6 separate regions of the Homo sapiens genome follow, and all the other regions are linked to region 1. The links are chromatin loops, found by intact Hi-C in ENCODE. Cell type or tissue: endothelial cell of umbilical vein. All regions are shown on one strand. Each heading gives the region's core, and the rest is flanking DNA. Links, peaks and the distances in the headings are about the cores only. Region 1 has its middle 67 kb from the start of ALDH8A1. Region 2 overlaps LOC124901404 (a long non-coding RNA gene). Region 3 has its middle 32 kb from the start of TBPL1. Region 4 has its middle 100 kb from the start of SLC2A12. Region 5 overlaps LOC124901404 (a long non-coding RNA gene). Region 6 overlaps ALDH8A1 (aldehyde dehydrogenase 8 family member A1).

Evidence for each region. Hi-C counts contacts between places; a loop is a spot of excess contacts. Peaks named below come from ENCODE experiments on the same cell type or tissue, not always from the same donor. Only the 100,000 strongest peaks of a DNase experiment are listed, where the experiment ranks them.
Region 2: it touches region 1 in a loop (11-fold over the local background); 33 of 110 quality-filtered maps call a loop at or near these places.
Region 3: it touches region 1 in a loop (2.7-fold over the local background); 3 of 110 quality-filtered maps call a loop at or near these places.
Region 4: a loop joins it to region 1, with 8 times the contacts of the local background. A loop is called at or near these places in 77 of 110 quality-filtered maps.
Region 5: it touches region 1 in a loop (12-fold over the local background); 33 of 110 quality-filtered maps call a loop at or near these places.
Region 6: a loop joins it to region 1, with 8 times the contacts of the local background. A loop is called at or near these places in 15 of 110 quality-filtered maps.

Annotation. Positions count from the first base shown.
Region 1 is chr6:134,880,235-134,885,461 of GRCh38, forward strand. No RefSeq gene overlaps it. Among named protein-coding and RNA genes, the nearest start is that of ALDH8A1, 67 kb to the right of the region's middle. In endothelial cell of umbilical vein, for the core only: a CTCF peak has its summit at 2,417 (motif pointing left); a DNase peak (open chromatin) is centred at 2,397; H3K27ac peaks cover 276 bases.
Region 2 is chr6:134,109,088-134,114,314 of GRCh38, forward strand. All of the region lies in intron 2 of LOC124901404 (a long non-coding RNA gene), which reads left to right. It also overlaps the pseudogene HMGA1P7. Among named protein-coding and RNA genes, the nearest start is that of SLC2A12, 59 kb to the left of the region's middle. In endothelial cell of umbilical vein, for the core only: a CTCF peak has its summit at 2,193 (motif pointing right); a DNase peak (open chromatin) is centred at 2,184.
Region 3 is chr6:133,919,083-133,924,309 of GRCh38, forward strand. No RefSeq gene overlaps it. Among named protein-coding and RNA genes, the nearest start is that of TBPL1, 32 kb to the right of the region's middle. In endothelial cell of umbilical vein, for the core only: a CTCF peak has its summit at 2,372 (motif pointing left); a DNase peak (open chromatin) is centred at 2,369.
Region 4 is chr6:134,154,783-134,160,009 of GRCh38, forward strand. No RefSeq gene overlaps it. Among named protein-coding and RNA genes, the nearest start is that of SLC2A12, 100 kb to the left of the region's middle. In endothelial cell of umbilical vein, for the core only: a CTCF peak has its summit at 2,185 (motif pointing right); a DNase peak (open chromatin) is centred at 2,199.
Region 5 is chr6:134,121,142-134,126,368 of GRCh38, forward strand. It overlaps LOC124901404 (a long non-coding RNA gene), which reads left to right. Exons shown (of 3, transcript XR_007059774.1): 3 at 1-292. Among named protein-coding and RNA genes, the nearest start is that of SLC2A12, 71 kb to the left of the region's middle. In endothelial cell of umbilical vein, for the core only: a CTCF peak has its summit at 2,634 (motif pointing right); DNase peaks (open chromatin) are centred at 2,730 and 2,880.
Region 6 is chr6:134,938,152-134,943,378 of GRCh38, forward strand. ALDH8A1 (aldehyde dehydrogenase 8 family member A1) reads right to left here. Exons shown (of 7, transcript NM_022568.4): 3 at 4,258-4,413; 4 at 1,115-1,264. Among named protein-coding and RNA genes, the nearest start is that of ALDH8A1, 9.3 kb to the right of the region's middle. In endothelial cell of umbilical vein, for the core only: a CTCF peak has its summit at 2,895 (motif pointing left); a DNase peak (open chromatin) is centred at 2,870.

The DNA of each region.
Region 1 (5,227 bases), core at 432-4,431:
TAACTCCCGAGCTAAAGTGTTATATTTCCGGGAGATCTGTGGTAATAATCAAATAGGTTCTCTAAGACATGAATTATCACATCAGTTCAGATCAATGTATTTCACCAACTCTCGAGATCCAGAGGGAATGGGACATAGGACAGGTGAGTTGGGGGGCGGTTAAGGAGGTCAAGTGAGATCCACAGCATAAGACATTGCCCCATGGAGGAACCGGGTCTGAAGGAAAATTACAGAACTAAAACTCAGGTCATTTAGGCTTTGCCTGTAAAATTAGATGTATCATAAGAAAGAAAAGCCAATAATTCATGTTTGAGTCAGAAATAGGAGAGGCTATACTTCCTGTCTGGGGCCACAGCCTCTTAGGCTCTGCTTCTACTTAGAGTAATAATTCTCATTCTAGACATGAATCTAATAAAACCATGTGTTTGGATTTCCTGGAATTTTTCTGACTGTGAATATAGACTTGTTCCCAAAAACTTCCACGTTCCATCTGCCCTCCTAAATGGGCAGTTTCCACGATGTCAGCAGAGGAAATGCAGGGAGCTGCCATGATGTCTGCCCGCTGCTGCCAGATCTCATCCAAGTGGCAGGTGAAGATTTATTCACACCCAGATACACAAGCCACTGAATTCATTTTTTAACTTATTGTCTGAGTGGAAATAGGAGGAAATAAGAGCTAACGAAATAATTCAGTTGGTCAGAAAGTGTTTTATATCTTATTTATAAGAGTGCTCTAAACCGAGTTGAATCATCTCCAGATCTACCAGATGTCACTGGTTATTAGGAGTTGCTACAAGTCACCAAGCTCCTCCCTCCCTCTTTTGCTTTTGTTCTCCTATTCTTTCTTCCTTATTTTCCTCCCTTCTTTTTCCTTCCTTCCTTCCTTCCTCCCCTCTTTTCTCCTCCCTTCCTCCCCTCCTCTCCTCTCTTCTTTCCTTTCTTCCCTCTCTCCTATATTAGTTCTCTTGGGCTGCCATAAAAAAATACCACAGGCCAGGCACGGTGGCTCACGCCTGTAATCCCAGCACTTTGGGAGGCCAAGACAGACGAATCACTTGAGGTCAGGAATTTGAGACCATCCTGGCCAACATGGTGAAACCTCGTCTGTACTAAAAATACAAAAATTAGCCGGGCATGGTGGTGCATGCCTGTGATCCCAGCTACTTGGGAGGCTGAGGCAGAAGAATTGCTTGAACCCAGGAGGCAGAGGCTGCCATGAGCTGAGATCACACAACTGCACTCCAGCCTGGGCAACAGAGTGAGAATCCGTCTCAGGAAATGAAATAAAATAAAATAAAGGAAAATAAAATAAAATAAAATACCACAGACTGAGTGGCTAAAACAACACAAATGTATTTTCTCACAGTTCTAGAGGCTGGAAGTCCACAATCAAGGTGCCAGCAGGGTTGGCTTCCTCTGAGGCCTCTTTCCTTGGCTTGCACATGGCAGCCCTCTTGCTGACTGCACAGGGTCTTGCCTCTGTGAAAACCTGTGTCTCTCCTCATGTCCTGATCTCCTCTCTCATTAGGACACCAGTCAGATTGGATGAGGACCCACCTTAAAAGCCCCATTTTAACTTAATCACCTCTTTAAAGGTCACATTCTGAGATACAGGGGCTGACTTCAACCTATGAATTTGTGGGGGGCACAATTCAGCCCATAACACACTCCCCCTTCTTCCTTTCCTTCCTTGTTGAGGGCTTATCACAGGCCAGATGCTATAGAGAGGAATGAGACAAAGAGAATATCACAGACCAGATGCTACAGAGAGGAATGAGACAAAGAGAATCCCTAACACTAACACACACACACACACACACACACACACACACACACACACACAATGATGTTACCAAAGCTCTCTTGTTTTCGGAGAGTGGCTTCTTGGACTGAGACCAGTGTTGGCTTTTGTCACATTACAGTTTAGGGTGCAGCATGCCCCGTTCTGTTGAGCGGGGTAAGGGCCAAGACAGGGTGGGACAGTGATGATGACTGAGAGGAGTTTGACCCCTGGCTCTGCCTTTGACTTTATGAATGACATTGACAGGGGATCTGGGCTTCAAGATGCTCGCATGTGGAAAGAAGGGGTGGGATTCGAAACCTACTCAAGCCCTCTCAGTCTCAGTTGATGATAGTACCTGAAAGACCTCCTTGATGTGGGAAGGGCTCAGGGAAGACCCAAGTCTTCCAAGGTCTGAAATATTCAAAGGAAAACAAACCAAAACTGGCTCTTTGAAACGCGTGTCTAGCAAGGAATATGTACTAAATATAAGCGATTCCTATTTCTACTGACGTAAAAGATTAAAATTGCTTTTCTGGGTCAGGCCTTTGCAGGAGCAGAGCTTGTGAGAATTGGAAAGGCTGTTAAGCGCCAGGAAAAATATTCTGCAGAGAAGCAGCGTCACCTGCTGGGATGCAGTGGTGTTGCATGTGATAAGTGAAATGACGAATCGTCAGCCTGGGTTTCTACTGAATATGAAATCAGGAACATTAATCTTAATCAAAAGCTGAGTTTTCAAGACCACCAAACTGCGGAAAGATTTCTCCGCAGGTTAATTTTAGCCATGTTTTAGATTTATTTTTGCTTCAAACTATTCACCCATGCTATACATCTTTCTTTATAAATCAGACTCAATGATATGTGCTAGTAAAAGCCAGTTAGTCAAAATCTGTTATTTAGAGGACACAGCTAGGATCACAGGGCTGAAGTCTCCCTTAGTTCAGGCTTCATTAAACAGCCACCCAACTCATCAGCTTCCCAGACCTCCAAGTCTCCTTCCAGCTCTAGAATTTAGCCACATGTATTTACTGAGTTCTGTTAAACACGGGACATTTTGTGTACTGAAAGATGTATGGAGAAATGTAAGATATGTTCCTGATCTCTTGTTTTGGAGACTTGGCATTAAAGTATACAAAGATAAATAGTAATTATAAAAGTTAATAATCACGCTATTAAACAAATAAAGTATGTTCAAGAGTGGTATAGACCAATGGCTACTCTGAGAGCCAGTATTTCTGGCTGGGGGCAGAAAGAATTTAAGGGTTTCTTGAGCCACATGTGAAAAAATAACAAGAATTTTGATGAAATTCATGGATAATAAGAAAAACTGAAGTAAGCACCAAAAAATGGAGACCAAGAACATGTTAAACGTTTTTGATAAGAAAAAAATGAAATGTGCTTGAGAAACACCAGGAAAATCAATTTAACCTGAGTAGGAATTTTTAGGAGAATAGTTTGAGATAAGGCAGGAAAAGGAAGCTGAGACATGATGATTCTGTAAATGCAAGGATAAGGAAGTTTGAGCTTATTATTGTAAGCAATTGAAAAGCATTGAAGATTTCTGGGAAGGAAAATAAAGTGATAAGAACTGTGTCTTAAGAAGACTCACCTGGCAATCACATGCAGGAAGGAATGATTCTAAGATGTGAAAAGATGCCCTGAATGTGTAAAAGGCAGAGTGGTAGAAAGAGGATTTTCAAGGTCACAAATGTGTATGTAAAAGCAGCAGAGAAATCTGGCTCTTTGATACTTTTTTGTATCAAACAATATACTCTAACTTAATATAATTTTTTTTTTTTTTTGTGAGAAAGAGTCTTGCTCTGTCGCCCAGGCTGGAGGGCAGTGGCGGGATCTAGGCTCACTGCAACCTCTGCCTCCTGGGTTCACGCCATTCTCTTCCCTCAGCCTCCTGAGTAGCTGGGACTACAGGTGCCCGCCACCCTGCCCGGCTAATTTTTTGTATTTTTTGTAGAGATGGGGTTTCACTGTGTTAGCCAGGATGGTCTTGATCTCCTGACCTCGTGATCTGCCCACCTCAGCCTCCCAAAGTGCTGGGATTACCGGTGTGAGCCACCGCGCCTGGCCAATTTAAAATAATTCTAAAGACATGAATGTAAGAGCTAAAAAACTATGAAACTGCTAGAGGAAAACTTTGGGGAAATGCTTCAGGACATTGATCTGGGCAAAGGGTTTTTGATTAAGACCTCAAAAGCTCAGGCAACAAAGTAAAAATAGGCAGATGGGATTACCTCAAGCTAAAAAGCTTCTGCACAGCAAAGGAAACCATTTTAAAAAGTGAAGAGACAACCTACAGAATGGGAGAAAATATTTGCAAGCTGTCCATTCAACAAGGATAAATAACCAGAAAATACAAGAAACTCAAACAAGTCAATAGCAAAAAACAAACAAGCAAACAAAACAAGAAAAAACCCCCAAAATGATCCAATTAAAAAAATAAGCAAAAGATCTGAATAGACGTTTCTTAAAAGAAGGCATGTAAACGGCCAACAGGTGTATGAGAAAATGCTCAAACTACTAATCATCAGGTAACTGCAAATCAAAAACCACAACAAGAGAACATCTTACCCCAGTTGGAATGACTGTTGTCAAAAAGACAAAAATTAACAAATGCCAGTGAGGTTGAGAAAGGGGAACGCTCTGACACTGTTGGTAGGGATGTAAAGTAGTACAGCCATTATGGGAAACAGTATGGAGGTTCCTCAAAGAACTAAAAACAGAACTACCATATTAGCCAGCAATCCCACTGCTGCGTATATACTCAAAAGAAAGGAAATCAGTAATCAAAGAAATTTCTGCATTCCCATGTTTATTGCAGCACTATTCACAATAGCCAAGATATGGAATCAACTAAAATGCCCATCAATGAATGCATGGATAAAGAAAATGTGGTACATGTACATAATGGAATATTATTCAGCCATAAAGAAGAATGAAATCCTGTCATTTACAGCATCACAGATGGAACTGCAGGTCATTATGTTAAGCGAAATAAGCCAGGCACAGAAAAACAAATATCACGTTTTCACTCATATATGGGAGCTTACAAAGTTGATTTCATGGAGGTAGAGAACAGAATGATGGTTACCAGAGGCTGGAAAGAGTGTAGAGGAGGGGAGATGGAGAGAGGGGGGTTAATGCATATAAACATACAATTAGATAGAAGGAATAAGTTCTAGTGTTCAATAGCACAGTAGGACGACTATAGTTAACAATAATTTATTGTATATTTCAAAATAGAGGAGAAGATTTTGGATGTTCTCAACACAAAGAAATGATAAATGTTTGAGGTGATTGATATTTCAATTATCCTGATTTGATCATTACACATTGTATGCATGTATCAAAATATTACATATACCCCCAAAATATATACAATTGTGATATGTCAATAAAAAATACAAAAAATAATAATTCTCTATATTAACC
Region 2 (5,227 bases), core at 401-4,400, 770 kb before region 1:
AGATGATCAAACTTGCTTCTCTGAAATCAGCACTGAAGTTCTGTTACTTATATAATACATGTGCATTCTCAAGTACACCTATCTTCTCCTTAGGCCCTTATTATCTCACTTTATTCTACTGCATTAGTCTCCTATGTGACTTCTCTCTGAGACTTCTTTGGGCTTCAGTCCACTCTTGATATCGTTGCCAAATTAATTTTCCTAACACCAAATTCTGATCTTGTCAACCACAACTGAAAAATACTGAATGAATTTTCATGGCTTAGAATAATGGTTCTCAAATGTTGCTAAAAGTTAGCATCAGCTGGAGAGCTTTCAAAATTCTGATGCACAAGCCACACTCCAGTCTAATTAAATGAGAACCTTGGGATGGAGTGAAGTGGGGGGCGGGAATGAGACCTAGGCATCAGTAGGTTTGTTTTTTTTTTTTTGAGACGGAGTCTCTCTTTGTGGCCCAGGCTGGAGTGCAGTGGCGTGATCTCGGCTCACTGCAACCTCCACCTCCCTGGTACCAGTTCAAGCAATTATCCCTACCTCAGCCTCTTGAGTAGCTGGGATTACAGGCATGCGCCACCAAGGCATCAGTAGTTTTTAATACAGTCATGCATTGCTTAACGACAGGAAGCGTTAAGAGAAATGTGTCATTAGGCGATTTCATCATTGTGCAAACATCATAGAATGTACTTAAACAATCCTAGATGGTCTACTAGATGTGTGTGGTAGTCTATTGCTCCACAGCTACAATTTGTACAGCATGTTACTGTAATGAATACTGCAGGCAATTGTAACATAAAGGTAAGTATTTGTGCATCTACACATATCTAAACATAGAAAAGACACAATAAAAATATGGTATAAAAGATTTTTTTTTTTTTTTTTTTTTGGAGACAGAGTCTCGCTCTGTCACCCAGGCTGGGGTGCAGTGGTGTGATCTCAGGTCACTGCAACCTCTGCCTTCTGAGCTAAAGAGATTCTCCTGCCTCAGTCTCCCAAGTAGTTGGGACTGCAGGTGCATGCCACTGTGCCCGCCACCACGTGCAGCTAATTTTTGTATTTTTAGTAGCACTTTGGGAGGCCAAGGTGGGCCAGTCACCTGAGGTCAGGAGTTTGAGACAAGTGTGGCCAACATGGCAAAACCCTGTCTCTACTAAAAATACAAAATTAGCTGGACATGGTGGTGAGTGTCTATAATCCCAGCTACTTGGAAGAATCCCTTGAACCTGGGAGGCAGAGGTTGCAGTGAGCCGAGATCGTGCCACTGCACTCCAGCCTGGGCTACAGAGTGAGACTCCCTCTCAAAAAAAAAAAAAAAAAAACCACAGAAAATTTTGCTGCTTCTTACTGAGAACCACTAGGCTAGACTAGTTAGAGATAACCTAATCAGATCAAAAACTTTAAAAATGTTTATTGATTATAATAATAATAAGGTGTGAACCAGGAATGAAAACTCCTTACTTCATCCTACATTGAGAAATGACAAACATTACATTGATGCCTTTACTTTTAGAAACTGCAACAAATTCAAATCTGATTCAGGCTTTCTAGCCTATTACAATTCCCTTGGCCCATGATCTATATGGAGTTGGAAGGGCTCATGTAGCACATGACCTATTATACAGCTTACTGGGGAAACAGGGTCCTATTTCTCAAGCTTCACCAGAGCAGAAACTTCATCTATCTTATTTAAAGATGTATTCTCAGAACCTTGAACAATGTTTCATATTGGATATTTAAAATTTACTTGATAACGAGGCCAGGCGCAATGGCTCATGCCCGTAATCCCAGCACTTTGGGAGGCTGAGGCAGGTGGATTACTTGAGGTCAGCAGTTCAAGACCAGCCTGGCCAATGTGGTGAAACCCCGTCTCTACTAAAAATACAAAAATTAGCCAGGTGTGGTGGCGCACACCTGTAATCCCAGATACTCAGGACGCTGAGGCAGGAGGATCACTTGAACCCTGGAGGTGGAAGTTGCAGTGAGCAGAGATCGTGCCATTGCACTCCAGCCTGGGAAACAGAGCAAGACTTTTCCTCAAAAAAAATTATTTGATAAAGATATGCAATTCTCCAATTAATGATTTGAGATCCATACAATCCTATATAATCACCTCCCCTCCTTTCCTCCTAAATTATAAAAGTCATCCATCTTTCAAACACTAGGTGGCGCTGGTCAGCCCACAGGCACTAAAGGCTCTTTTAAAACTGCCACATGGTGTCCCTGTTGAGCACCAATCCTGCATTCATTCATTCATTCAAGACAGTCTTGCTCTGTCACCCAGGCTGAAGTGCAGTGGAGTGAACATAGCTCACTGACTGCAGACTCAAACTCCTGGGCTTAAGTGATTCTCTCACTTCAGCCTCCTGAGTAGCTGGGACTATAGTTGCACACCACCATGCCTCGCTAATTCTTTTTTGTAGAGACGGGGGTCTCACTATGTTGTCCAGGCTTGTCTTGAACTCCTGGCCTCAAAAGATCCTCCTGCCTTGGCCTCAGCTTCCCAGAGTGCTAAGATTACAAGTGTGAGCCACTATGCCCAGCCTATCTTGCATTTAATCACAGGACTTTTATCTCCCAATGCAATGATGCCTAGTGATGGCTAAAGCTCAGTCTCTCGCAGGTCACAGTCACATACCAACTCTAGACTCTGTATTAGTTTTTCGGGGCTGCCATAACAAATTACCACAAACTGCATGGCTTAGAACAACAGAAATTTATTGTCTCATCGTTTTGGAGGTCAGGAGTCAGAAATCAAGGTGTTAGCAGGGCCTGCATGCTCTAGGGAAGGATCTGTTACAGGCCTGGTAGCTCCCTGGCTTATGACTGCATAATTACAGTATTCACATGGCAGTCTTCCTGTGTGCATATCTCATTCCGCATTTCTCTTTTTATAAGAATACCAGTCAGATTGGGTTAGAGGTCCCCGCTACTCCAGTATGACTTCAACTAATGACATCTGCAACTGCTCTATTCTAAATAAGGTCACATTCTGTGGTACTGCGGTTAGGATTTAAACATGTGAATTCTGGGGAAGGGTGCTATGGTTTAAATATGTGCCCCAAAGTTTATGTGTTGGTAGCTTAATTTTCATTATGACAGTATTAAGACATGGGACCTTTAAGAAGTGATTAGGTTATGAGGGCCCTGTTCTCATGATATGGTGAGGCTTCGTGTCACCACCCAAATCTCATCTTGAATTATAATCCCCATAATCCCCACATGTCAAGGGAGAGACCAGGTAGAGGTAATTGAATCATAGGGGTGGTTTCCCCCATGCTGTTCTCGTGATAGTGAGTTCGTTCTCCCCAGATCTGATGGTTTTATCAGGGGCTCTTCCCCACTCACTCAGCACTTCTCCTTCCTGCCACCTCATGAAAAGGTGCCTTACTTCCCCTTCACTTCCTGCCATGACTGTAAGTTTCCTGAGGCCTCCCCAAACCATGCTGAACTGTAAGTCAATTAACCCTCTTTCCTTTATAAATTACCCAGTCTGGGGCAGTTCCTTATAGCAGCGTGAGAACGGACTAATATACCTCATGATGCAGTAATGCTGCTATCACAGGAGTGAGTTAGTTAATTGCTGCAGTTAGATGTTTGGGCTGTTTTGATGGGCAGGAGGGAGCTCCTGATAAAATGATTTCTGCTCAGTTTCCCCTCTGTCTCTCCTGTGCTCGCTTCTGCCTTCCACCCCTCCACCATGGGGTGACCCTTGCCAAATGCCAGTGCCATGCTGTGGACTTCCCAGCTTCCAGGACTGTGAGCTGAATAAACTTTCTTTACAATTTGCTCAGTCTGTGGTATTCTGTTCCAGCAGCAGAAAACAGACTAAGACAAAGGGACACAATTCAACCCATTACAGGCTCCAACATAAAACCCCCAGCTCAGCCACTGTCCCTCAACGTATCCTGAAGTCCAGAGGGGCTGCCAATGCTTAACCACAAATCTCCAGGTCCTACATGTGAGCCAGGTCATAATTTCCCCTCAAGATTTCTTCCCATGTGGGGGCCATGTGTACAAAGGCCTTGTGTCCACCCTGAGAGATAACTTAAAGTCTCAAATAGAAAAAGCTGCAGAATTTTTCCCCTCTTTTCAGAAAGCCCCTGGTTTTCTTTGGCACATTTCTCCCCTTTAAAACATGCTCCAAAACAAGAAGAGAGGCATAGAGAAGTGCCAGAATCCACCTATCAAAACAGCCCAAACATCTAACTGCAGCAATTTGCTCACTGTTAGGCAAGTGATTCAGACCAATCAAAACCAGACTTTTGTTTCAATTTTGGAGAAGAGAAGTTATCTCCTTTCTCTGGACCTACAGCCAAGAACATCTGAGCCTGAATCTCATCACACATGGAGATACTTTGCTTAAGAGTGAAGCCCAAGCTGGGCACAGTGGCTCACGCCTGTAATCCCAGCACTTTGGGAGGCCGAGGCAGGTGGATCACCTGAGGTCAGGAGTTCGAGACCAGCCTGGCCAAAATGTTGAAACCCCGTCTCTACTAAAAATACAAAAATTAGCCTGGCGTGGTGGTGTACGCCTGTAATCCCAGCTATTCGGGAGGCTGAGGCACGAGAATTGCTTGAACCTGGGAGGAGGAGGCTTCAGTGAACCAAGATTGCACCACTGCACTGCACTGCACTCCAGCCGGAGTGACAGAGCAAGACTCTGTCTCAAAAAAAAAAAAAAAAAAAAAAAAAAAAAAAAAGAATGAAGCCCACACTGCCAGAAGCAGAGCTGAGTGTTAGAGAGAGACTGACTTTAGAACATTCTTTAAGCCTCTGATGCAAAGCCATCTGATGGCTTATTACATGAGCAAAAATTCTCTTTTTATTTTCTTTTTTGTCCCATTCAGGCCAGTTTGAATTAGATTTCTTTTTCTTTCTTTTTTTTTTTTTAGAACAGGATTTTCTTTTTTAACTTAAGTAACTGCAAGTAGGAAGCTAGAGGCAGAGCCCCAAGCTGAGACAAATAATAACTACCCATTCCCCAACCAAACAGGGGGAGAAGGTGGCCCCTCCACCCTTTAGGGTCAATTTGAGTGCCCCTCCTCACTCTGCTGCAGCATCCTAGAGACAGGGCCCTATCTTCCCTGGGACTGGGATAGTCAGTAACCCAGCCAGCCTGCCAAGCTGCAGACCCCCTGTCTCATGGAGGCTATCTTGAGGGAGGGGAATGTGTGCAGAGCAGGAGGCAGAGGGTGAACATTTGGTGCTGGGAGCAGCAGCAATGATAGAT
Region 3 (5,227 bases), core at 410-4,409, 960 kb before region 1:
CAACATAGTGAGACCTCCACCCCCGTCTCTACCAAAAAACAAAATTAGCTAGGTGTGTTTCTAAATAAATAGATAAATAAAGTTTTGGGATTACATCATCCTAGCAGTTATATTTATTACAGGGACTTTCCATTCCTCACAGCACATTTCTGTCAGATTGGAAAATCAGCACTAACATGTTTTCCCTATGATCCCTGTTTCTGTTGCCACAAACTGGATACCACTTCAGTTATCAAAGTCTCCTCTCTTACATCCACCCATTCAGGATCTCACGTATTTTTCCTTTGCATTGTTTTGTACAACTATTCCTTCCTTTCCATTTCCTATCCTCGTGGCTCTATAGGTCCAAATTGCCTCATATCTTGGCTACTATAATAATTTTCTCATTCGTGAATTTGGTTAGGTCTCAGAATCATGCCCCAATCCAATCTATTCTACACTGAAGCCAAATCTTCATGAAAACATGATACTCCTCGATATTTCTTTGCCTGGCATTCGAGGCCTTCCATGCTCTGACTTTACCTTCATCTCAATGTTATTCCTACTTTTTCCCCATCAAATATGTTCGTTGGATAAATGCTTAAACCTCTGCATCTTTTCCTTCTGCCTGGAATATACCCATGATTGTGGCTATATTTCAGTTTTGTAAAATTCCATCCTTCCTTCAAGGTCCAACTCAAATGCCATCTCCTCCATGAAGGCTCTCCCAATCACCTTACCAAGAAGGTGTAAGCTGCCGTGTGAGTGAGATGGATTCTAGGATGGTACAGAATCAGTTCATTAAACCAACTCATAACTGGAAGAGGCATAACATTTGCAGGCTCCTATCAATATTGATTTGACCATTCACTGAAATTTATACATCTGAGCCAAGGATAGATTAATAAAAGGGACGTGACTCACACAAAGAACCAAAATCTCCATTATGTATTCAAAATTTCCCAGAAAGATATGAGGGACAAAGGAAATTTGGTCACAAGAAAGCAGAATAGAGTTCTACCCTATTAATGGTAGACTAGAGTTCATTGGGTTTTTACAGAGGTTGGATGAATGACCCACCTTTGCAGTCAGTGTCCTATCAGAGGGCAGAAACCAGAACGTAATTTGAATAAATTAAATTTTAAGAAGTTGACTACTGGCCGGGTGTGGTGGCTCATGCCTGTAATCCCAACACTTTGGGAGGCCGGAGCGGGTGGATCACTTGATGTCAGGAGTTCGAGACCAGCCTGGCCAACATGATGAAACCCTCTCTCTACTAAAAATATAAAAAAATTAGCCGGGCATAGTGGTGTGCACCTGTAATCCCAGCTACTTGGGGGGCTGAGACAGGAGAATCGCTTGAACCCAGGAGGCGGAGGTTGCAGTGAGCCGAGATGGCGCCACTGCACTACAGCATGGGTGAAAGAGCAAGACTTCATCTCAGAAAAAAAGAAAAAAAAAAAAAGTTGACTGCAGCAGAGGATTAACTATAAAGGGAGAACCCTAGGGATGAGTGAATATACCCAGCGAGGGAACAAAGTTGGAAAAGAGGGCCCCTTCCCAAAGGTAGGATTCAGACCTCACTGGAGAAGTTCACCGGAGAGAGGAGAGGTTCCTGAGTTGATTGAGGCCATAACTGTCCCACAGCTGGTCTGAGCAAAGGCTGGCAAACTAGAATTTCAGCTAGAGCTCGCAAGCAGGAAACTGCCTATTGGGGTGCAGGCTGGCAGAGGCTGGCAAGCTGGGAACCATGGCTGGGAATTACTGGGAAACTGCCCTCTAGGGTTTAAGGGGAAAGCCACCCACAAAAGGTGCCACACCTAGGAAGTCGCTGTAAAGCCACCTGAGGAGACGATGGATGGAGATCTCCACAAGGGAGTGGCTGTGTTCTGGCCACCAGATGCTGCTGGAGGCCACACCTGCTGCAGGAGCATGGTCTGCAGGAGCCTGCTAGGAGGAGCACAGTGGGTGAGGCGGTGGCTCATGCCTGTAATCCCAGCACTCTGGGAGGTCGAGGCAGGCGGATCACTTGTGGTCAGGAGTTCGAGACCAGCCTGGCCAACATGGTGAAATGCTGTCTGTATTAAAAATACAAAAATTACCCGGGCATGGTGGCAGGCATCTGTAGTCCCAGCTACTCGGGAGGCAGAGGCACTAGAATCACTTGAACCCGGGAGGTGGAGGTTGCGGGGGGCCGGGATTGCACCACTGTTCTCCAGCCCTGGGGACAGAGCCAGACTCTGTCTCGAAAATATAAAATAAAATAAAATATAAAATAAAATAAAATAATAGAAAAGTAAAATCCTGCTAGGAGGGGCACAGTGGATGAATTCGAAAGAGGAAACACTTCTCCTTACAGTGTCCCTCCAGCGCCCTCTACTGATAAAGTTTAGCATCGTGCCAGCTGCAAAGGAGAGATGCTGGTAGAGACTGGCTCCAGAACAGTGGGTTTCCAGCTGAACAGGCAACCAGGAGTGGATTTGGAGCTGAGAGACAACAAATTGATAACTGGAACACTGCCAAATCATTTCCTCCTATATTCTTCTTTTTCCATTCATAAGTCAAAATGGATTTGTTAGTCCATTCCCAAATTCCTAAATCCCAGGGTTTCTCTAGACACCACCATCAAAGAATTCCAAGGTAATAAAATAAACTTATTGAGGCTTGCTCTAGGATAGGTGTTTACATACATTATCTCCCTGCTGCAGTGGTAACATAGTGAGTGCTATACTTTTGGTAAGCTGTCTATAAGTACTTGCTACTACTCTTATTATTTATTTATTTTTAAGGAGTCTCACTCTGTCACCCAGGCTGGAGTGCAGCGGCGCAATCTCGGCTCACTGCAACCTCCGCCTCCCGGGTTCAAGCGATTCTTCTGCCTCAGCCTCACTAGTAGCTGGGATTACAGGCGTCCACTATCACTCCCGGCTAAGTTTTGTATTTTTAGTAGAGACGGAGTTTCACCATATTGGCCAGGCTAGTCTTGAACTCCTGACCTCGTGATTCGGCTGCCTCAGCCTCCTAAAATGCTGGGATTACAGGCATGAGCCACCGCGCCCGGCCGTTATTCTTACTTTACAATATGAGAAAACTGAAGTTCAAGAACTCACAACTAGTAAGTGATGAATCTAAAACTCTGAATGTAAGATCATTTGACTAGAATATTGGTGCTCTAGTCACTAACTCAGGACGAACTTTTCACAAAGGGACTAATTTTTTGATGTGATGTGCTAAGAAATTCCAAGTTCTAAGCTGAAAATGTGGTGCCTCAACTAAGGTCCTGCCTTTGAGAAATCCTGCAGGCATTCAACTATTGCTTTTTGGATGACACATATTTTTTGTAAATGTCTAAAAAATGCAATAGAAGTTAAGCTTTTCTCTTTAACTTTCATTGTGAGTGTGCTCAGAATCTAGCTGTATTCACATCTCTAGTTCTGGGTGATTCTATTAGCCTAGCATTTATGGAGTGCTGAGTAAATGCTAGACACTGTGCTAAGTGCTCTGCATGGCTTTACCTCTATAATCCTTGCCACAACCCAGAGGACAGGCTATTTTCCAGATGAGGAAACTGAAGACGGGAGGGGTTCAATAACTTCACCAAAGTCATCATCTAAGCGGTGACACTGGTATTTTAGTCCAAATAAGTCTTACTCCAGGACTCAACTTTTTTTTTCTTTTTTTAGACAGGGTCTCACTCTGACACCCAGGCTGGAGTACACGATCTCGGCTCACTGCAACCTCCACCCTCCTGGGTTCAAGTGATTCTCCTGCCTCAGACTCCCAAGTAGCTGGGATGATAGGCATATGCCATCACACCTGGGTAATTTTTGTAACTTTAGTAGAGACAGGGTTTCACCATGTTGGCCAGGCTGGTCTGGAACCCCTGACCCCAATTGATCCACCCTCCTTGGCCTCCCAAAGTGCTGGGATTACAGGCATGAGCCACCGCGCCTGGCCGGCTCAACATCTTGACCATGCCATGAGGCCAGGGCCCAATCTAGTCACCTTTTGCTTCCCCTCTGATGTACAGTTTTCTTTGTTTCCAATACTTTAGATATTTAAGCTTTAAAAATATAAAATGAGGCTAATATATTTTTCAGCTGCTTTCAATTAATAAAGGAAATTGCTCCTTTGAGATTATTAGGCTGTTTTAAGAATGTCAGGCAATTTTATAGGGAGCAGCCTATTTCTAATTCTTTTAGATTAGCAGAGGAAGAGCCGCTGATATGTTGCCCCCTGCCCGTTCTCACTGATTCTGGGTGAAGTAGTGCAGATATGTGGGTACATGCCATGAGCAATTTGTGATTGTCTAGGACAAGGATAGCAGCTGCTACAGTATTTTTGGTGGATTGATCTTTCATTGCCTTGCTTCTTACCCTGGGTCAGCTTGCTGGGAGCATCACATCTACAGAGTGGCTTTTATGAAACTCGAGCAGTGAGTTCACTTGTGCTTCCCTCTTATGTTTAACAAAAATATATCTCATGCCCATTTCTGTGACACTCAAACTAGAATACAACTTATGTAACTACTGAAAGCAAAACCTATTTAAATATTGACTTCTTAAATACTTGCTTCACTTAGCATTTTTTAAATTCGATTTAATTAAATAATCTCATGTATAGAATATGACTATCATGCCAAAGCTATCTGATGGTAAAAAAGATGGGAACACAAAAAAAAGAAGGTTAATAGTGTAATATCCCATAATATTGGTTTACTTAATTTGATTTTATAAAATAAAATTAAACATATGTAGGTCTACTTTTAGATAAAAAATATTCCTAAGGGCCTTCTATAGACCTCTCAATCCATGGACATCTGTCAATTATAAAATCTTCCTAAGTTTTAAGGCAGCTGCATGGCTAGGTCTAATGGCTGTCCAGGAGTTCCTGATGTACCATAAGGAGGATTTCAGAAACTTGTAGATCTCACCGAGTCATGACAGCAATTATAAACGGTTGACAATTACTGTTCTAATGAATGGACATTCACCTTTCATAAGCTTCCCAATTCTTATGCTTCTCTGTATAAACCCCTCCTTCCTGTTCACCTGTTACACCACATGGTGGCAGCCTTGTCTCTCATTTCCTTTTCTGTATGTTCACAATAGGGATCTTGACTGCTGCTGTAGGTATCCAGTTAGGGAAAAAAGGAAAGGAGAATCCTCAGAAACCAAATAGGCAGAACCATGCCCTGGAGGAAACTAGTAGAAAAAGTGGTATTTTCCTTATTTGTAAAACTGAATTA
Region 4 (5,227 bases), core at 483-4,482, 730 kb before region 1:
AGGGGAATTATCTGAAGGACTGCATGGCAAGACTTCCAAAAGTACTGATGAAACACTTCTGTTAATATCGCTTAGATAATCAGAAATACCCTTTCTTTTAGATGGTGTCTAACTAAAAAGACACAACTCAGAGGATTAAGAGTCATGGGTTTTAGCTCCATTTGTCCTGTTAACTAGTCATGAGACCTAAGATAGCCAATTAATCTTTACTTCTGGCCAGGCATGATGGCTCATGCCTGTAATCCCAGCTCTTTGGGGGCTGAGGCAGGTGGATCACTTGAGCCCAGGAGTTCAAGACCAGCCTGGGCAACATGGTGGAACCCAATTTCCAAAAGAAAATACAAAAATTTTCCAGGTGTGGTGGCATGCACCTGAAGTCGCAGTTTCTTGGTGGGCTGAGGCGGGGGGTTCACTTGAGTCTGGGAGGTCAAGGCTGCAGAGAGCCATGATTGTGCCACTGCACTCCAGCCTGGGTGACAGAGTGAGACCCTGCCAAAAAAAAAAAAAAAGCAAAAACAAAAAACACCCTTATTTAGCCAATTGGATTTATAACATCTGCCTTAGCCCAATGCTTTGGGCTATTAAATGAGAGTTTAGATAGTCACTGCTTGTCCTTGAAATGTGAATACCTTGTATTGGCCTCCAAACATAATAGTATTATGTGCTATGTTCTCAAAACTACTATTTATTTATTTATTTATTTTTTGGTCCACTTTTATGTGTTTTTCTCATGTTTTAAACTTTAAGTATCATTTCAGGGAGTCAGTGTAACTTGAGTAATATATTTAAAATCGTGGCCTTTGATCATTTAGGCAAACTATTTATTAATAACTTGTATATCACACATTTAAATAGTCAAGACTTTCCCTCTTTAAGTTAGATATAATTTCTATTTTACAGAAAATAAAAAACAGTCAGCCTAACAGCACACTTGATTTTTTGGAAACTACATTTACACTTGCATCTTCTACATTTGCACCTGATACAAATAATTGTATCAGGGAGATACAATCATTTGCTGAAGGTCATGAGAGCAGTAAGGGACTGTGGCATTCAAATCCTGTTGTTTCTGACTCTAAATTTCACTATTTCGTATGGTTATGCTGTAACATGGAAGAAGTCTCTCTTCTTCGTGTTTTCAGGTTTAAACAAAAGAGTTTCAGGCTAGCTGTGGTGGCTCACACCTGGAATCCTAGCATTTTGAGAAGCCAAGGTAGGAGGATCACTTGAGCTCAGGAGTTCAAGACCAGCCTGGGCAAAATAGTGAAATCTTGTCTCTACAAAAAAATTTTAAAAATTAGCCTGGTGTGGTGGCACGCACCTGTAGTCCCAGCTACTCAGGTGGCTGAGGTAGGAGGATCACTTGATTCCATAAGATGGAGGCTGCAGCGAGCTGTAACCATGCCACTGTACCCCAGTCTGGGTGAAAGAAGGAGACCCTGTCTCAAAGAGTAAACAAAATAAAAGAGCTTCAAAGTTTTACATTGTAAACCCACTGCCTCCAAATGTTCAGATATACATTAGGACAAACTCTAATCTTGTTGAGTAGCAAAAAAATAAAATATTCTCATTTTCTGAGCTAAGTGAGGCACCAACATTTGTATAGTCACCTAATTATTTTTTAATCTATCTGCCTGGTTTGCAAAACTCATGAAGACAAGGACCACATTCCTTTTTGTTCATCATTGTATCCCTAGCACTAAGCGTGGTGCCTAACATTGAGAAATACTCAATAGATTTTTATTGAAGCAATGATATGTATATGAATGAGTGAACTATAACAAGTTTCAGGTATAAGCTGAATTTTAAGTACAAGTTATGGGGAAATAAAGAAGGAAATAGCTCTCCAACAAAGTCCCTCACCTTTTTCTCCTGTGTTAACATCACTGCTGGTTTACAAAATAAGCACCAGGTTAAAATTCTGACAAGGACGTCTGTGTAGGATAGATCATTCCAGGTAAAATATGGGTTCTTGCTCTAAAATTTGGCCTTTTTTTGGTCATGACTTGTGAAAATAAAACTTATCAGCAAAACTTCATACAAAAAAGTTTTATAAATAAAAATAGTGAAAGAAATAGTATACTGAATGTGTGTACCAGACAGGTAAATAATACAGGTAATATTTATATCTGAAACCGAGAAAATGCAGTATCATGTATCATTGTGTCCACTGGGTGGCGCTGCAGACTGAGGTTGATATTCCACAAATTGCTACCCTGATGTCAGACAATAAAACAAGTTAGACAGTAATTCTTTATATGTAAAAGTTCCTATTTTTCATTTGATTCTCACAATAGCTCTGTGAGGAATGTACAGTATGTATTATTATCCCTTAAACACAGGACTTAGATACCATTAAATATATGCCGCTGCCTCTCAGATTTGTAATACATTTTAATCAAATATTCACTTTAAAACAGCCCATTCATATTTGAACTAAATGTTCCAAAGTTATTAACTGGTAACCTTTGGTTCTTTTCTACAGTTTCAAGATTTTGCCTCATAAAAAAGCAATCCCTTGCTGGGCGCAGTGGCTCAAGCCTGTAATCCCAGCACTTTGGGAGGCCGAGGCAGGCGGATCACAAGGTCAGGCGTTCGAGACCAGCCTGGCCAACATGGTGAAACCCCATCTCTACTAAAAATACAAAAATTAGCCGGGTGTGGTGGCGCTTGCCTGTAATCCCAGCTACTCAAGAGGCTGAGGCACAAGAATCGCTTGAACCTGGGAGGCGGAAGTTGCAGTGAGCCGAGATCGTGCCATTGCACTCCAGCCTGGGTGACAGAGTGAGACTCCATCTCAAAAAAAAAAAAAAAGTAATCCCAGTGGAAGGGAGACTAAAATAGCTGGCCTATATATTCCTGGCAGTGGCTCCTTTGCTCACGCTCAGTAAATATGCCATGATGTTCAAAGGAGGCCTGGGAAGAAGTGAAGGCTCTGGTGTCAGAAACAGTGGATTCCAACTCTGGCCCTTCCGCCCTCTCCATAGGTGTCGAGTCATTTGAACTTTTCAGAGCCTCGGTATTAACATATTGAATAGAAATATTTTACCCTCTTTGTCTTACTAGTCTGATAAGAAGATAAAATGAGTCAACATGAGAGAAGTGTTCTGTGAATGTAGGTTATTTATTTATTCACTTATTTATTTATTGAGATAGGGTCACTGCAGACTCAACACCCGAGGCTCAAGCGATCCTCTTACCTCAGCCTCCTGAGTAGCTGGGAACACAAGGGCATCGCCAGCCTGGCTAATTTTTGTATTTTTGGTAGAGATGGGATTTCACCATGTTGCCCAGGCTGGTCTCAAACTCCCAAGCTCAAGCTATCCTCCCACCTCGGCCTCCCAAAGTGCTGGGATTCCAGGCGGGAGCCACCGTGACCAGCCAATGTGAAACATTTTCAAAATCAATTTAAATAAACGGTTGCAGTCGTCCCTCTGTATCCACAGGGTCCACATCCATGGATTCAACCAACCATGAATTGAAAATATTTTTTGAGGCCAGACATGTTGGCTCACATCTCAAGGTGCTTGTAATCCCAGCACTTTGGGAGGCTGAGGGGGGTGGATCACCTGAGGTCAGGATTTTGAGACCTGCCTGGCACAAAAATCAAATGTGCTTTTAGGCTATTTTTTATTTTAGTAGAAACCCTGTCTCTACCAAAAATACAAAAATTAGCTGGGCATGGTGTCAGGTCCTGTAATCCCAGCAACTCGGGTGGCTGAAGCAGGAGAATTACTTGAACCTGGGAGGCAGAGTTTGCAGTGAGCCAAGATTACGCCATTGGACTCCAGCCTGGGCAACAGAGCAAGACTCCATCAAAAAGAAAGAGAGAGAGAGAGAGGGAGGGAGGAAGGAAGAAAGGAAGGAAGGAAGGAAGGAAGGAAGGAAGGAAGGAAGGAAGGAAGGAAGGAAGGAAGGAAGGAGGGAGGGAGGGAGGGAGGGAGGGAAGGAGGGAAGGAAGGAAGGAAGGAAAGAAAGAAAGAAAAATATTTATTGAAAACCCAAAGGCCAGGCACGGTGGCTCACGCCTGTAATCCCAGCACTTTGGGAGGCTGAGGTGAGTGGATCACGAGGTCAGGAGATCGAGGCCATCCTGGCTAACACGGTGAAACCTGGTCTCTACTAAAAATACAAAAAATTAGCCGGGCGTGGTGGCGGGCGCCTGTAGTCCCAGCTACTCGAGAGGCTGAGGCAGGAGAATGGCGTGAACCCAGGAGGCGGAGCTTGCAGTGAGCCAAGATCGTGCCACTGCACTCCAGCCTGGGTGACAGAGCAAGACTCCGTCTCAAAAAAAACAAAAAACAAACAAACAAACAAAAACCCAAAGGCAATAAAAAAAATACAACAGTAAAAAAAATACAAATTTTAAAATACAGTAGAACAACTATTTACATAGCATTTACATTGTATTATGTATTATAAATAATCTAGAGATGACTTAAAGTATACGAGAGGGTGTGCATAGGTTATACACAAATACTAAGCCTTTTTTTTTTTTTTTTTTGAGATAGGGTCTCCTTGTGTCACCCAGACTGGAGTGCGGTGGCTTGATCTCGGCTCACTGCAATCTCCGCTCCCCCAGGTTCAAGCGATTCTCCTGCCTCAGCCTCCCGAGTGGCTGGGATTATAGGCACGCACCACCACACCCGGCTAATTTTTGTATTTTTAGTAGAGACGGGGTTTCACCATGTTGGTCAGGCTGGTCTCAAACTCCTGACCTCGTGATCCACCCGCCTTGGCCTCCCAAAGTGCTGGGATTACAGGCGTGAGCCACCGCTCCTGGCCTACTAAGCCATTTTATTTAAGCGACTTGAGCATTCACAGGGTTTGGTATCTGCGGGGACCCCGGAACCAATCCTGCCCCCGGGTACCAAGGGACAGTTGAGCACCTTGAGATGTATATAAAAACTCATTTCTACCAAATAACAAAACTCTCAAAAGGATACTGTTAGAAAAAGTTTTAAAAGATTCCTGGCCGGGCACGGTGGCTCATCGCCTGTAATCCTGGCACTTTGGGAGGCCGAGGCGGGTGGATCACGAGGTCAGGAGATCGAGACCATCCTGGCTAACACGGTGAAACCCCGTCTCTACTAAAAATACAAAAAATTAGCCGGGCGTGGTGGCGGCCACCTGTAGTCCCAGCTACTCGGGAGGCTGAGGTAGGCGTGAACCCAGGTGTGAACTCCTGGTGTGAACCCATGTGAACTCCTGGCGTGAACCCAGGAGG
Region 5 (5,227 bases), core at 484-4,483, 760 kb before region 1:
ACTATAAAACAGCTTCAGGCAAGTCCTTTAGGAGGTATTATAGAAGAAGGCACTGGTATAAGAAATGGCAGCTCCAGGCCAGGCGCAGTGGCTCACGCCTGTAATCCCAGCAGTTTGGGAGGCCGAGGTGGGTGGATCACCTGAGGTCAGGAGTTTGAGACCAGCCTGGCCAACATGGTGAAACCCTGCCTCTATTAAAAATATAAAAATTTAGCTGGGTGTGATGACACACGCCTGTAATCCCAGCTACTTGGGAGGCTGAGGCAGGAGAATTGCTTGAACCCGGGAGGTGGAGGTTGCAGTGAGCCAAGATCATGCCATTGTAGTCCGGCCTGGGCAGCAGAGCAAGACTCTGTCTCAAAAAAAAAAAAAAGAAAAGAAAAGGTAGCTCCATGCATGTTATTGCTCCTGAAGACCTTCCAGTGGGACAAGATGTGGAGATGAAAGACAGTGACATCAATGATCCTGACCCTGTCTAGGCCTAGGCTATTGTGTGTGTTCATGTCTTAATGCTTAATAAAATGTTTAAAGAGTAAAAAATAAAAATAAAACAATTTCAAAATAGAAAAAGCTTATAGAATAAAAATACAAAGAAAGAAACTATTTTTATACTACTATACAATGCGTTTGTGTTTTATGCTGCGTTACCTACAAAAAAGTCTAAAACTTTTATGAAATAAAAATGAGTAAGCTAATGTTAACTTATTACTGAAGAAATAATAATAATAATAAATAATTGAAGAAAGAAAAATATATTCTGGCCAGGTGCAGTGGCTCATATCTGTAATCCCAGCACTTTGGGAGGCCAAGGCAGGCGGATCACCTCAGGTCAGGAGTTTGAGACCAGCCTGGCCAACACAGTGAAACCCCATTTCTACTAAAAATACAGAAATTGGCCAGGTGCGGTGACTCACGCCTGTAATCCCAGCACTTTGGGAGGCCAAGGTGGGTGGCTCACAAGGTCAGGAGTTCGAGACTAGCCTGGCCAACATAGTGAAACCCCATCTCTACCAAAAATACAAAAACATTAGCTGGGCTTGGTGGCGAGCGCCTGTAATCCCAGCTACTCGGGAGGCTGAGGCAGGAGAATTGCTTGAACCTGGGAGGCGGAGGTTGCAGTGAGCTGAGATTGTGCCATTGTACTCCAGCCCGGATGACAGTGCAAGACTCCATCTCAAAATAAATAAATAAATAAATAAATAAATAATAAGAATACAAAAATTAGCCGGGTGTGGTGGTGCACCTCTGTAATCCCAGCTACTCGGGAGCCTGAGGCACAAGAATCGCTTGAACCCAGGAGGTGGAGTTTGCAGTAAGCTGATATAGGGCCACTGCACTCCAGCCTGGTGGGCAACAGAACAAGACTGTGTCTCAAAAAAAAAAAAAAAAAAAAAAAGAAGAAAAATATATTTTTATAAATGTAGTATAGCCTAAGTGTACAGTGTTTATAATGTCTACATTAGTGCATGGTAATGTCATTCCTAGGCTTTCACCTTCACTCACCACTCACTCACTGATTCACCCAGAGCAACTTCCAGTCCTGCCAGCTCCATTCGTGTAAGGGCCCTATATAGTGTACCATCATTTTTATCTTTTCTTCTGTATTTTTGCTGTACTTTTTCTATGTTTAGATATGTGTAGACACACAGATACTTACCATTGTGTTACAATTGCCTACAGTATTCAGTATAGTAACATGCTGTACAGGTTTGTAGCCTAGGAGGAATAGGCTATACCATATAATCCAGGTGTGTAACAGGCCATACCATCAGTCTGTATAAGTGCACTCTATAATGTTCAAACAACTATGAAATCACCTAATGACACATTTCTCAAAACATGTTCCTTTGGTTAAGCGAGACATGACTGTACTAGTTCTATCATCAGTTCCCTGCTCAAAAACATTCAGAGCTCCCCCTGGTCATTAAAAGAAATTCTGGAATCACACCTTTGAATGACTTTCCAGGTGTTACCTTAGTTGCTATATCCTGTCTCTCCCTAAACTCTTATGGCTCTACTATTGATAGTTTTTATTTTAACATTTGGTCATATACCAGCTTTGTATTGCTACTTAATTTATTCTTGGTTGTAGATCTAATTTTTTTTATGATGGAGTTTCACTCTTGTTGTCCAGGCTGGAGTGCAGTGGCATGATCTCAGATTACTGCAACCTCCACTTTCCAGTTTCAAGTGATTCTCCTGCCTCAGCCTCCCGAGCAGCTGGGATTACAGGAGCCTGCCACCATGCCTGGCTAATATTTGTATTTTTAGTAGAAATGGGGTTTCACCATGTTGGCCAGGCTGGTCTCGAACTCCTGACCTCGTGATCCACCCACCTTAGCCTCCCAAAGTGCTGGGATTACAGGTGTTAGCCACTGTACCCAGCCGACAGATCTAATTTTTTTAACAGAATTGAAAGATCCATGGTGATAATGTCCACTTTTTTTCTTCTTAAGCACAGGTGGCTTATACCTGAGCTGAAAGACTAAATTCCTTGAGCATGGGAATTAATCACTTTGTCCACAGAATCTAGGAAAGCATTTGATACCAAATTCCTGCTCAATAAAGTATTGAATTGAATGAATTAGGACAGGTGCTTGGTACGTGAGTTGAATAATTCACCTTTCTTCCAGCAGATGTCGCTAACTTTCAGGCTTAAATTTAAGGCTTTAATAAATAAGGCATTACATTTAAAACTTAGCTTAACTATTAAACTGATATTTATATTTTCAAACTGTAAATTTCTTCCTTGTGTTATTGTAAACTTCTGGAATTCCTTTTGCTATGCTTTTAGGAGTACTTCTTTGGCCAGTCTCCAATGGGTTCATTTCCTTCTGATTTTTTTTCCAAGCAGTGTTTTGCTTGCTGTACTCACAGATGATGAAGGTGGTTGTAATAGCAATGGCTGACAACGTGCTGGATGCAGGGCTAAGCGCTTCATGTGCATTATCTCACTTGAGATTCCTATAGCACCCCTGTGAGGTAGGAACTGTTATCACCCCTATTTTACTGTTGAGCAAACCGGGGAACATGAAGTAACTTAGTCAAAAGTCTCACAGCTTCAAGGTGACAGAATCAGAATTCAAACTTCAGAATTTTAACAATTTCAGCATGTTGTCATTAAGCTTTTTTCTGTTTCATTACACAGTTTTTGTAAACATCATTTTGCTAAACTTTTAACCTGGGTGCCAACGTTTGCTTATCACTAATAATATGTTTTGCAAATTAATAATAAAGTGAATTTTTTTAACATGTTCACTTTCTTCAGTGAAAATCTCAAAGAGTGGGCTTGTGCCCTTCACGTTTTCTGATTAGCATCTCTCATGCGTATTAGATTGGTACATTCTTTTTAACTAGAAAAATGGATGTTTGAACTTAAAAAATTTAAAACCCAAGCTTCTCTCTCACATCTAAACTGTATTCAAAATGCTTGATGAAGTTTTTTTCATCAAAGGCATATCTTTAAAAAGAACTCCTGCAAAACAGCGAGCACAACCCAGCACAGAGAAGTGCTCTGTAAGTGCTACCTATTAAAATTATTACTATCTTCATCTATATGGAAGCAAACAAAAAGATCAGAAAGAAAGCTATCAAGAAGATAAAAGAGATTGTTTAGGGCTATGGTGAACATTTATTATTTTTATCTGACCGACTTTTTTTTTTTTCTTGTACAGATGGGGTCTTGGTATGTTTGCCAAGGCTGGTCTTGAACTCCTGGCCTCAACTGAGCCTCCTGTCTTGGCCTCCTAAAGTTCTGAGATTACAGGCATGTTCCATTGTGCCCAGCCCCACTCAGTGTTTTTTCCTATCTGACTTTGGGAACAGTATTGTTCCTTATTTTGAGGACTTCTCCCATACACTGATTCTATGAGCTTTGGGGCAGCTGCCAATCATGGAATTGTGCTGTCCTGGCCACCCAGGTGGACATGTGATCCAGCCAGGCCAGGCTCAGCACTTCCTCAAGATTAATTGATCTGATATTCGGAGGAAAAAGTCCTTCCTCTCCTTTAAGGAAAATTAAGCAAAAGGAAACTAAATAAATTTTCTAAAAGCAGATATTTGCCAATCCGTGTTGAAAAAAATAGATCTATATTTCACAGCATTTACAAAAATTCCAAACGAATCAAAAGACTTAACAAACCTATTAAAAGAAAACAAAAAGGAGAATATACTTAAGAGTAGACCTTCTAAAACATTATAAAAATGCTAACGCCTTAAAAAATGGTGAATAAATGCCATTTTATCAAATTTCTGAACTTTTACATAACATCATTGCAAATAAGTTTAAAAGACAACTAGAAGACTGGGAGGAAATATTTGTAACATATATAACAATCAATGTTATTTATTTATTTATTTAGAGACAGGGTCTCCCTCTGTCACCCAGGCTGCAGTGCAGCGGTGCAATTATGATTTACTGCAGCCTTGAACTCCAAGGCTCAAGTGATCCTCCTAACCTCAGCCTCTGGAGTAGCTGGGACAACAGGTGTGTGCCACCATATCTGGCTAATTTTTGTAGACATAGGGTCTTGTTATGTTGCTTAGGCTTGTCTCGAACTCCTGGACTCCCACCTTGGCCTCCCAAAGTGCTGAGATTACAGGTGTGAACGACCATGCATGGCAATGGATTAATATCAAAATCAGCAAAGAACTCATAATCCATAAATAAGAGAAAAACGAGAATAAGAATAGACAATTCACAGAAGAGGTGGTATAAATGCTGAACAAACATATAAAAGATGCTCAACCTTGCCGCTTATCAGAGTGATACCAAACATAAATTTTTATGAAAAGTTCTATGAAATGAAATAAAATACCATGCCTGTGTCACCCATAATATTAAAAAAAATTCAAAATTTGATAATATTAATTGTTAGAAAGTATACTTGTAAAGGGACTTTCTCATACACTATTGGTGGTAGTAAAAATTTCATAACATTATAGAGTGCAATTTTAAAATGTAGTACTTGGCCTGGCACGGTGGCTCATGCCTGTAATTCCAGCACTTTGGAAGGCTAAGGTGATCCACCTGAGGTCAGGAGTTCGAGACCAGTCTGGCCAACATGGTGAAACCCTGCCTCTACTAAAAATACAAAATAAAAAAAAAAATCAGCTGGGCATGGTGGCAGGTGCCTGTAATATCAGCTACCAGGGAGACTGAGGCAGGAGAATTGCTTGAACCCGGGAGGAGCCGAGATCCTGCCACTGCACTCCAGCCTGGGTGACA
Region 6 (5,227 bases), core at 812-4,811, 58 kb after region 1:
TGGGCTGAAAGGCAGCAAGGAGACCAACTAGAAAGACAGTGAGTCTGTCTCCCCCACCCAGCACTCCTGCCCTGGCCGTGGGGTGACATAGCAAAAAGACCTCACATTAAGGGGACTTCTCACAGGAGGGCTGCTGGGGTCTCCTGCCTGCTGCCTTCAAACAGTGCCAGCCTGTGCCTGTGCGGAGCTACAGCCCAGAACAAAACCAGGAGCGCATCCTGAATGCGGCCAATAAACTATTAGCAGAAAAAGAACAAGGAGCAAACGTGTGAACCTTGATATGCTAGGAAGAGGCCATATTGTATTAGCTTTCCAGTAGCAGTCCCAAAGGCAGGAAAAACTGAAGGATGTATATTTAGATCTCTTGAAATCGGGCTACTTCTACTAGGTATTCTATAGCCAAGCAAACTGTAGGTGTACCTAGCAATATTCTTATTGTCATCAGGATTAACTTGTGATTCAAGATTTTATTTTATTATTATTATTATTATTTTATTTTTTAATTTATTTTTTTGAGACGGAGTCTCACTCTGTCGCCCAGGCTGGAGTGCAGTGGTGCAATCTCGGCTCACTGCAAGCTCCGCCTCCTGGGTTCATGCCATTCTCCTGCCTCAGTCTCCCAAGTAGCTGGGACTACAGGCGCCCGCCACCACGCCCAGCTAATTTTTTGTATTTTTAGTAGAGACGGGGTTTCATCGTATTAGCCAGGATGGTCTCGATCTCCTGACCTCGTGATCCACCCACCTCAGCCTCCCAAAGTGCTGGGATTACAGGCGTGAACCACCACACCTGGCCCCAACTTAAGATTTTAATTGACTCTCTGGAGCAGGCAGGTGTCTTTGATTTGATGGGGCTGTTTAAGTCTGCGTCACTATTGTGCTGCCAGTCGCCCACCCTGGGGAGTGGAACTTGCCTGCAGTAGCACCGTTCTGGTGTTGAAGACAGGAAGCAGGGTGAGGGAACCCTGTGGGTGGAGGGGATTTCCCAGACAAGGATCAGAAAGACAAAGCCCATGATGTCACTGGAATCGATTGTGCTGCTGAGTGGAAGATTTCTATAAACTATAGGTTTGCTCCAACTCTGTGCCTGCCCCCCAACCCCAACACCTAATTACCTGCTTTATCCAGGAGTTTGCACAACATCCACGCAGTCACTGAAGTCAGCTCACTGGGCTTGGCTATCACAGTGTTCCCTGCAGCCATCGCTGGAGCTATCTTCCAGGTCAGCAAGTAGAGTGGCAAATTCCAGGGGCTGATCAGACCAGCTAAGGGATGAGAGCAGAAGCACTGCCTGTGACGGCATACCCCTCTGAGGTGGACTGGCCAAGTGGGGTTATTAACGCAAAACTCCTTCATGCTGCAGAAAACTTAGCTTACTCTTCTAACTTCTTCCCAAGCTTTGCTTATTTGTAGCCACTTTCAGGGAAATAATTCTAAAATATATTCCAAGCAACTGTATCTTTTAAAACAGAGTAAAGTCAATATGATTTCCCCATTTCTTGGCAGTTCATGATTATGAACAACAGCAATATAAACTCCAGAGCTAAAGAGTTGTCACCTATCATATACCCAAAGAAATATAAATCATTCTATTATAAAGATACATGCACGCGTATGTTCATTGCAGCACTTTGCTATTCACAATAGCAATAGCAAAGACATGGAATCAACTCAAATGCTCATCAATAATGGATTGGATAAGAATATGTGGTACATATACACAATGGAATACAATGCAGCCATAAAAAGGAACGAGATCATGTCCTTTGCAGGCACATGGATGAAGGTGGAAGCCATTATCCTTAGCAAAGTAACACAGAAACAGAAAACCAAACACCTGCATGTTCTCACTTATAAGTGGGAGCTGAACAATGAGAACACATGGACACAGGGAAAGGAACAACACACAGCAGGCCCTGTCAGGGGAGAGTCGGGGGGAAGAGCATTAGGATAAAGAGCAAATGCATGCTGGGCTTAATAGCTAGGTGATGGGTTGATAGGTGCAGCAAACCACCATGGCACACGTTTACCTATGTAACAAACCTGCACGTCCTGCACGTGTACCCTGGAACTTCAAAAAAAAATAAAAAATAAAAAAACAGTTGTCACCTGTCACTAAACAGTTCCAGAATGTGACGCATTTTGAGATTTATAGACTGAGCTTTACTTTTTCAAAAATGTCTCCTTCCCCATTATTTTAACGGTCTGGCTGTTATTTCTTCTAACATGTTTCTTTACCTTTACTTCAAATCTGTCATGGGTTGAGACATAAAATCTCAAGCTTTATATAATTATTCATAAAATAGGGGCCAATGAGTTCTGAGTGTTCCATGTGAGGGCCCTCCTATCAGTAAAGCCAATAACCTTTGGTGCATGGACTGTGACATCCATTTTGGCTATTTAGAATATTTTTAAATAAAAATTCTCTCTAGATTGTCACTTGTATCCTGACCAGATAGATTTGCTGGATGAGTAACGTAACCAGCAGCTAGAATGTGTCTCCATGCAATATTCTGAACCTATCCAGGTTTCCAATCACAAAACAAACAAATATAAAAATCTACCTTCTGAAAGGAAATTGATTCACCTTATTTTATACTCTTCCCTCAAGCCTGTGCTATGAAAGTAAATGCATCTTTTATATTATTAAATTTCCCACTGAAAAATCCATTCTTTAGGGGATAAAAATATTTTTGCAGCAAAATATATTAGCACACTTCCTAGGAGGAGGTAGAGCTTTCCACAATGCCTTGAAAACATAATTTCTGAAGGTTTCAAGTAACCAAAGCAATGAGATGTCCCAATTGTTTTCCTTTTAGCTTATATTCATAAAATGTAATAAGCTAAAAAGATGATTTTTTTCTCCGAGGAAACAGTGACATCTGGTGGAAGGTTTTAGTCATCACAGACATTTATTTATACGTTCTTCCAAAGGTCAAGAGGCAAAGGAATGCATGAAGTAAGATAATTCTCAGTAGAGGCTTATTTATCACACACCTGGCACCATACTACATGCCCTACACTTATTAATTTATTTAATGTACATAAATAGTTCTTTCTTTTTTTTTTCTTTTGAGACAGAGTCTCGATCTATCACCCAGGCTGGAGTGCAGTGGCACCATCTCAGCTCACTGCAACCTCCGACTCCCAGGTTCAAGTGATTCTCCTGCCTCAGCCTCCCAAGTAGCTGGGACTACAGATGCATGCCACCACGCCCGGCTGGGTTTTTTTGTTTTGTTTTGTTTTGTTTTTTTGAGACCGAGTCTCACTCTTGTCGCCCAGGCTGGAGTGCAATGGCACAATCTCAGCTCACTGCAACCTCGGCCTCCTGGGTTCAAGCAATTCTCCCTGCCTCAGCCTCCCAAGTAGCTGGGATTACAAGTGCCCGCCACCACATCCAGCTAACTTTTTGTATTTTTAGTAGAGATGGGGTTTCGCCATGTTGGCCAGGCTGGTCTCGAACTCCTGACCTCAGGCGATCCGCCAATCTTGGCCTCCCAAAGTGCTGGTATTACAGGCATGAGCCACCGCGCCCGGTGAATTTTTGTATTTTTAGTAGAGACGGGGTTTCACCATGGTGGCCAGGCTGATCGAATTCCTGACCTCAGATGATCCTTCTGCCTCAGCCTCTCAAAGTGCTGGGATTACAGGCGTGAGCCACTGCGCCCAGCCTGATTTTTCCTTTTTTAAATATAAGTAGAAAAAAAAATCCTGGCATGTGAATTTACATATTTACTCTTAGCATCATTCTTTTCCCTATGATTTTCCAGATAAGTCATGAACATGAGGCCTGGCGTGGTGGCTCACGCCTGTAATCCCAGCACTTGGGGAGGCCGAGGCGGGAGGATAACTTGAGGTCAGGAGTTTGAGATCAGCCTGGCCAACATGGGTGAAACCCTGTTTCTACTAAAAACACAAAAATTAGCCGGTGTGGTAGCTCGCACCTGTGGTCCCAGGTACTCAGGAGGCTGAGACTAGAGAATCACTAGAATCCGGGAAGCAGAGGTTGCAGTGAGCCGAGATCATGCCACTGCACTCCAGCCTGGGCGACAGAGCAAGACGCTGTCTAAAAAGAAAAGCAGGGAATTTGACACAAAGAAAATAAACTAGAAATAGATCTTTGAGGCCAATGGATTTTAGAAAAGAAAAATATCAGCTCTTCCTTTTCTTTAACCTGTTCCTTGAGGACAATGCCATAGAATGTTGTGAGCATCTGCAAGCATAACCGGGAGGTGGGCTCTCACTGAACAGCACTCACCGACTCCCACCGGGGCCCGCACCGTGTAGTGCATGCAGCCCAGGTGGTCCATCTGCGTGCACTCTGACGTGTGGTGCAGGCTGGAGGAAGCGAAGAACCTGAAGTTCTGCACAGACCGGGGAATGTCCATGGTTCTTGCCAGTGCTAAGGTTTTCCCTGTAAGAAGCAAACAACATAAAGCACTATCAGCTAATGGGGACACTCTATCCATCAGCTTCCACTGCCCACGCGTCCCAACTCACACTGAAACAGCCTGGATTCCTTCTAGCCCGGGGCAGGCATTCCTTGACCTCACAAAGACTTGATCATGGTTTGATAAAACCATACAATATTTAGGTATAAGGTTGGAAACTGAGGTGGGGGGTTAAAATTGAGTCAATAATCTTTGTTCTGTGAACTGAACACATCATTCTCATCACCAGTTTGCCAGATGCTACCACTTCACCCACACAAACTCTTGCAATTCAAAATCACCAGGCTTTGTACCTGCGACAAAGGCATTGAAATACGGGTGTTAGGACAGTTGTAATTGCACAGCACAAAACGAAACACTTTTATACACATGTAATGTGTATTTCATGACCTCCCCACACATGGTAGAGTCATCAGAAGAGCGGCTGGGAATGCCCTGGCACGGGATGCTGTGTGGCACCTGCTTGCCCATCACATGCCCTGCACGTCCTAGCTCCTGGATGGAACAGAAAGAGAAACAGAAGCTTACCTAGACTGCTACTGAGTTCTCTTTAGCGATGCAGGGAGCCTGGCCAGGAACACCAGCAGAGAACTATTTTCTTTTTAAGGGCTTGGACTCAGGCTGCTTTCTGATTTTTGATTGGTTTATGGCACACATGTAATTTTTAAAACTCTTGGCTTATCTTAACAGATATTCTTGCAAAAATTTACAAATATTTACTCCATTACTCTGACCTCTGGGAAAGAGTGGGAAAAAAAAATGAGATGTGTCGGGAGT